Linked DNA regions of Mus musculus: region 1 is linked to region 2. The links are chromatin loops, found by intact Hi-C in ENCODE. Cell type or tissue: left cerebral cortex. All regions are shown on one strand. Links, peaks and the distances in the headings refer to the core of each region. The heading gives the core; the rest is flanking DNA.

Evidence for each region. Peaks named below come from ENCODE experiments on the same cell type or tissue, not always from the same donor. Only the 100,000 strongest peaks of a DNase experiment are listed, where the experiment ranks them.
Region 1: it touches region 2 in a loop (3-fold over the local background); 5 of 42 quality-filtered maps call a loop at or near these places.

What each region holds. Positions count from the first base shown.
Region 1 is chr9:122,474,920-122,477,839 of GRCm38, forward strand. No RefSeq gene overlaps it. Among named protein-coding and RNA genes, the nearest start is that of Gm35454, 38 kb to the left of the region's middle. In left cerebral cortex, for the core only: a CTCF peak has its summit at 1,530 (motif pointing right); DNase peaks (open chromatin) are centred at 661 and 1,549.
Region 2 is chr9:122,728,322-122,731,241 of GRCm38, forward strand. No RefSeq gene overlaps it. Among named protein-coding and RNA genes, the nearest start is that of Gm51699, 9.2 kb to the right of the region's middle. In left cerebral cortex, for the core only: a CTCF peak has its summit at 1,429 (motif pointing left); a DNase peak (open chromatin) is centred at 1,413.

The DNA.
Region 1 (2,920 bases), core at 324-2,823, 250 kb before region 2:
TGAACATATGAAGGGGAATTAAGGAGCTGTGGAATCAAATTTATGGACAAGAAGGTGACCAGAAGGTATTTTCCCATGCTAGCTTGTGTTCATACATCAGCATGAGTAAACTGTGAATCAGTGCTTTATGATGCAAGAAAGAGTCTGGGTGTGGGGAGACTGCACACTAGGGTCTGAGTGTGGGAAGAGTACACACTCAGGCCTGAGTGTGGGGAGAGTGCAAACTTGGGGCTGAGTGTGGGGAGTGTGGGGAGAATGCACACTCAGGCCTGAGTGTGAGGAGAGTGCAGACTCGGGTCTGAGTGTGGGGAGAGTGCACACTGAGGTCCCAGTGTGGGGAGTGTGGGGAGAGTGCACACTTGAGGTCTGAGTGTGGGGAGAATGCACACTCAGGCCTGAGTGTGAGGAGAGTGCAGACTCCGGTCTGAGTGTGGGGAGAGTGCACACTTGGGTCTGAGTGTGGGGAGAGTGCACACTGAGGTCTGAGTGTGAGGAGACCACACTCTCAGTTCAGCTTGCCTATTTCCTTTTTCTTCTTTTCAAATTTGAGTTTAGTGGAAAGCAAACTTTCTCATTTCCCATTTCAGCACACTGAATTATTCATCCAGAATGTTCTGCTGGTATTTCCTCCCCTGTCAGATCTCTGCAGTTCCAGAAACACTCTACCCAGAGCTGCAATCAGAACAATTAGCAACCCATTACAGGACTCAACCTGCTCACACCCTTGGGTTCCCAGGCCTGAGTCCTGTGCATGGAGAGCTAGTCTGACGATAGATAGAGTCTGATTGTTCTATAGGGGTTGAGGCCTGTCTGTGTTTCTGACTCCACAGAAACCAAACTGCCTTCTCATCTTCCTCACTGGGGCCAGATAACTGGATAGCGTTGGTGCTGAGTTCAGGATTCCCCTAATATCACCCTTGGCCCATTATCTGGAGTGTCCAGTCTTGTGATGACTTGACATGACATTGTTATCTATAAATGAGCCAGGCATCGTCCATAGCTCTCCTGAGTACTTGTGGCACACTAGCTGACGTCTCTGCTTGCTGATCCTTCGACCTCAGTCTCCTTAGCTCCAGAGTAGGAAAGACAATCTTTGCCCATCTGCCCCCAGTGCCCTTGTTGACCCATGAGGCACACCTTGAGCTCTGTTCACCTCTAGGGTTCCAATGGGTCTGGCAAATGGTAGACAGTTCCTTCAGAGGTTGTTTCTTCTGGGAGCGTGATATCCATTCCACTGCCTGTTATCCGGTCCCACCCCTGGAAGGAAGGCTCCATTCCATATCCCTGCTCTCGTGTCTCCTTCACATCCAACCTCAAATCTGTCCCCAAGGAGGCATGTCTACTCCAGGCCTGAGCTCTCAAAGAACGAAGAGCCACATACAGTCCTTCTTCCTCTATCACAGGTCTCTCTGGGTCTTATCACCTTGGTGACCCTTTGTGTCTGACCTTGAATTTATGAATCACTCTTTGTGGTACTGGCCAGGGACTCTGCAAAGCAAGGATTCTCTCCTGTCAGCAACACCCTGTTGTTCTGACCACCAGGGGGTGCTAAGAAGAATGGAAGGCCAAGCAGAAAGCAGGTACTCCAGGGCAGTCTCTCCTCAGAGAGCCAGCTGCCCCTGCCTGGGCTCCTTTTCCCTCCCAACTGCAGCAGCTGCTTAGCAGCTGCTGGACCCACGAGCAATGTCTCCATCATCTGTTTCTCAGATGTGGCTCTTTGGCCTATGCTGTGCCAGCACCCTCTCTGCAGAAGAGGCCATGCTCCGCTCCTTCCAGATATCTGGGACCATGCTGTACCAGGTCCCTCCCTCCAAATCGTCTAGGCACTGTGACAATCTTAGTTCTTTGATTAATTCCCCCAGCCCTGGAAGTAGAGACAGCTTCCTACAGTGGCTGCTTCTGTTTTCCCTTAGAATCTTCTGTCTTGTTCTTACACAGTTAACTCTTTACAAGGATGATCTCAAATTCTTAGGCTCAGGCCATGCTGCTGCTGGAGCTCCGGAGCACTCGGGACCACAGGTGCCTGCCGCCAGGCCTAGCAACACTTCTTTGTATGAATTTCTTTTTGCTCAAATAATTGGCATCTTATTCTTCCTCAAGGGACCCTAACTGATCTGTAAATGGAACCCAGGAGAGAAGATAGGGCTAGTGGGCAACAGGAGAGAAGGAAGCCACAGAGCCCACAGAATGCAGAGCAGAGTGGGAGAGGAGGAGTGCTGATGGTCAATCAATGTGAGCCATGCTAAGCTGCACCCCTGCCCGAAGGTGATATCTGTCTCTCTGTCTATGCATCTACCTAACTTCTACTTGTCATCTATCAGTCATCTATATATTGTCTATTATCCACATCTCATTTATCAATCTCTATTATCTACCAGTCATCTATCAATTATCTATATATCTATATAGAGAGATATATCTACATCAATCTATTTTATCACATATCTACAGGTATCTATTAATAACTATCAATTATCTATTATTTATCAGTCCTTTACCTGTATTTATATCTTTCTACTTATCATCTATATGTACCTATTATATGCTTGATTAGCAATTTAATAGATGGATGGATGGATGGAAGGAAAGATGGATGGATATACATCTGCCCTATGATAGAGAGGCAGGCAGCCAGACAGGAATGTCAACAGCTGATTCCTCGCTGTTTAAAAAGTCAGGTAAGAGTATGCATTGAAGATATTTTGGGGTGACTGATGCTTACCTCTGCAACTTCTCTCAGACAGGCCAAGAGTCATCAGGCCACCTGGGCCCTATGGTGCTGTGTGTGGCATCTTTAGGTCATGCTCTTGGAAACAACCCCTGAAGGGTGAAGAGATGAATGCCAGCATGAGCACAGAGTGTTTGGTTCCATGGGACTCAGGGTTGAAGAACATCCCGGAAGGTTCTCTATGGAAGATTG
Region 2 (2,920 bases), core at 137-2,636:
GTAGGTGCAGAACATAAGTTGTAATGATGCCTGTTGGTGTGTTTCAAAGAAAAGTTCATTGCAAACAGGAATCTGATTATTTGAGTTCAATCTATTGGGCACCTTAAAATCAGAATTTGACATATTAGTTAGAATTGAGATAGTTCCCACTCAAAAGCTCTTTGCCACTGGTCTGAAAGTGAGTCTTTGAGTCTTGAACAAAGATTTAGTGGAATGGTTCACACTTACCGGAATTCTGTCAAGCACATTCCAGAAGGAAGAGGGCCCAAGCACTAAATGATCCTTTTATGTTTTAAATTCCAGCCAGGAAGACAAGAGGCAGAGTTCCAGATCCACCATTTAGTGTGTGAATTATGTATGACTTTATATGAGGCTTTCTGAGAGCTTCAAGTTGGTGTCTAACCACTAGAAAGGATGTCACAAAACAAATCTACATCCGTGCTGATAATGGTGACAGCCATCAGCGCTGTGCCACTGATTAAAGAGAAACTTATGAAATTGCTTCTGGTCTCATCGTAGAACAACAGCCAGCATTATTAATGTGTGTGTGTGTGGGGGGGGGGTCTTCCAATATGCCTGGCAGATATCTGAAAGCCTCAATAGTACCATATCCTGAATACTCTGGGTTTCCCCCACACCTACACACCTATGATACAGCTTAATTTCCAAATTAGTCATGGTAAGAGATTAACCATAACTATTAGTTATAAAACACGATAATTACCACAGTCTGCAATCAGAGTTATTTAAAATTTGTGAATTGTTCATTTCTAGAGTTTCCTACTTGAGGGTTTGCCATGGTAACAGAAACAGGAAGGTAACTGTAGCTAAGCATGGGCTCTGTTCATATAGGGCATCAAACAGGCCAGCTCCTGGTGAAGCAAACTGTGTTTTTATCGTTTAGCTACATCTTAGGAGGTGTCTGAACACCACTCCTGACAGTGAGGAGTACCCAAGCAGGATCTCTGTAAGACAACAGAGAGATGGCCCTGATGTGAAGGGGCCTAAATTCTTAGCCCCTCAACACACTCGGCACACACTTGTGAACTTCACAGCAGAGTTCCTCATGATTTAGATGCTGGGGGATCTGTGGGCATTGGGAACTTTAGTATGAAACTCTTGACCATGGCTATAAAGCAAGCCAAGGACACAGTCACCCTGCTGCCTGATGCTCTACAATTGTAAAATGGCCGAAGGGAGCAAAGCCAAGTAGGACAAGAAGTGCCATTTAACCAGATCTAGGCGCATTCGGCTTCTGGTTGTGCTGTGGCAACGCGTGTGCATGTTGAGAGCGTATGGGGCAGGTTCCCAGCTCATACATAGAAATCCTGGGCATAATTTTACGTCTTAGAACAAGGTAAAATTTAGGAGCAGTCCATGACTGTTAACAGCCTTTGGCATAAGGAATAGCCTTTGGCACACTGCCATCTAGTGGCTACAAAGGAAAACTCACAACACAGAAGGAAGGCTTGAGGATTCTGGGTCCTCTCGTTAACTCATTCAGGGGACTTGTGCTGTCTCATTTCGGGTCTCATGAAAAGGCACTCTCCACGTCTAGATGTTGGGCCTGAGGAGAGTGAGCAGCAGGTATCTCATCTCCATCCTGGTGAATCACAGCCTCCACCATAACTGCCGTCTATGTCTCCACTGCAGCCTCCACCATAACTGCCTTCTATGTCTCCACTGCAGCCTCCACCATAACTGCCTTCTATGTCTCCACTGCAGCCTCCACCATAACTGCCTTCTGTCTCCACCACAGGACCCTCCTTACATTCCTGGTCACAACCTGGAGAAGTGTATACTGTTCCTACTCCTTGTACAGAGCAGGAGGGGCAAAATGCCTGTCTTTCTTCAACACCTAATGCCAGCAGGGTTCCTTTGGTCTGTCTGTCTGTATCCCTGAGTTACCTGGGCTTCTAAAGAGCATGAATGTTCTTCATGCCACCAGGGAACAGCAGTCTTTCCCAAGGCAATGCTGGGAAGAGAATGAAGCCAAACCCTCAAGCTTCCCCCTCGCATCCTCCCAGCTACCCCACACTCAGATGGCCTACGTGTCCACAGAGTCTCTTCCCTGTGACAGTGCCGAGCTCCTATAGACTGCTGCAGACAGAGCCTCCCCACTGTGTTTTGTGGGTCCCATAGGCTCATATGTTTGAATGCTTGGTCCCCAGTTGGTGGATCAACATAACAAGAGCCAACGATTGTGTGTAGATGCACATATGTGCGCGCATTGAAGTATGCTTTGCTGAGTTTTCATTTCCAGTATTTCTGAGTTTTCACTCCTAGTCTCGATTACTCTGCTGAATTTCTTAGCCACATTGCTGGCTTTCTTATTCAGGTTTCATGTCGACTTCTCGCCTGCTTATTTATTTGAATAAAGTAACACTTTTTTGGGATTTCGGCATCTCACTGAGAAGCCATGTGCTTTGGATGAGTCGCACTGCCTGCATTTTCATATTTCTTGTGTTTGTGTATTGCAGTTATGCATTGTTTGGAGATGGATCTGTGTTTCAGGGGTCTCCTCACTCTCTTCCCTGCTGTTTACTTTATGAGGTCCTTTGGGAGGCTTCCCTTGGGTTTATGATCCTTACTACCACTTAGAAGGGAGGAAATGGCTGCAGTATTAAAAACTACAATTTGGGAACAATCAAGGTATTAAAGTGTAATAAGCAGGCAGCCAACAGCATTAACTACAACCTCAATAAGGTCAGAAAGAAAGAGCCAAGATACTAAACAGGATAGGCTATGACTCTAAAAGTTAATAAAGGTTGTAATTATTAAGCTGTAAAATAAGAAGTCAAGTGTGGCCATTCATGCTTCTCATCACAGCACTTGAGAGGTTGATCAGGGGTTATAAAGCAAGGTATGCCATTCACACCTATGATCCCAACACTTGGGAGGGTGAAGACGGCCAGCTTGG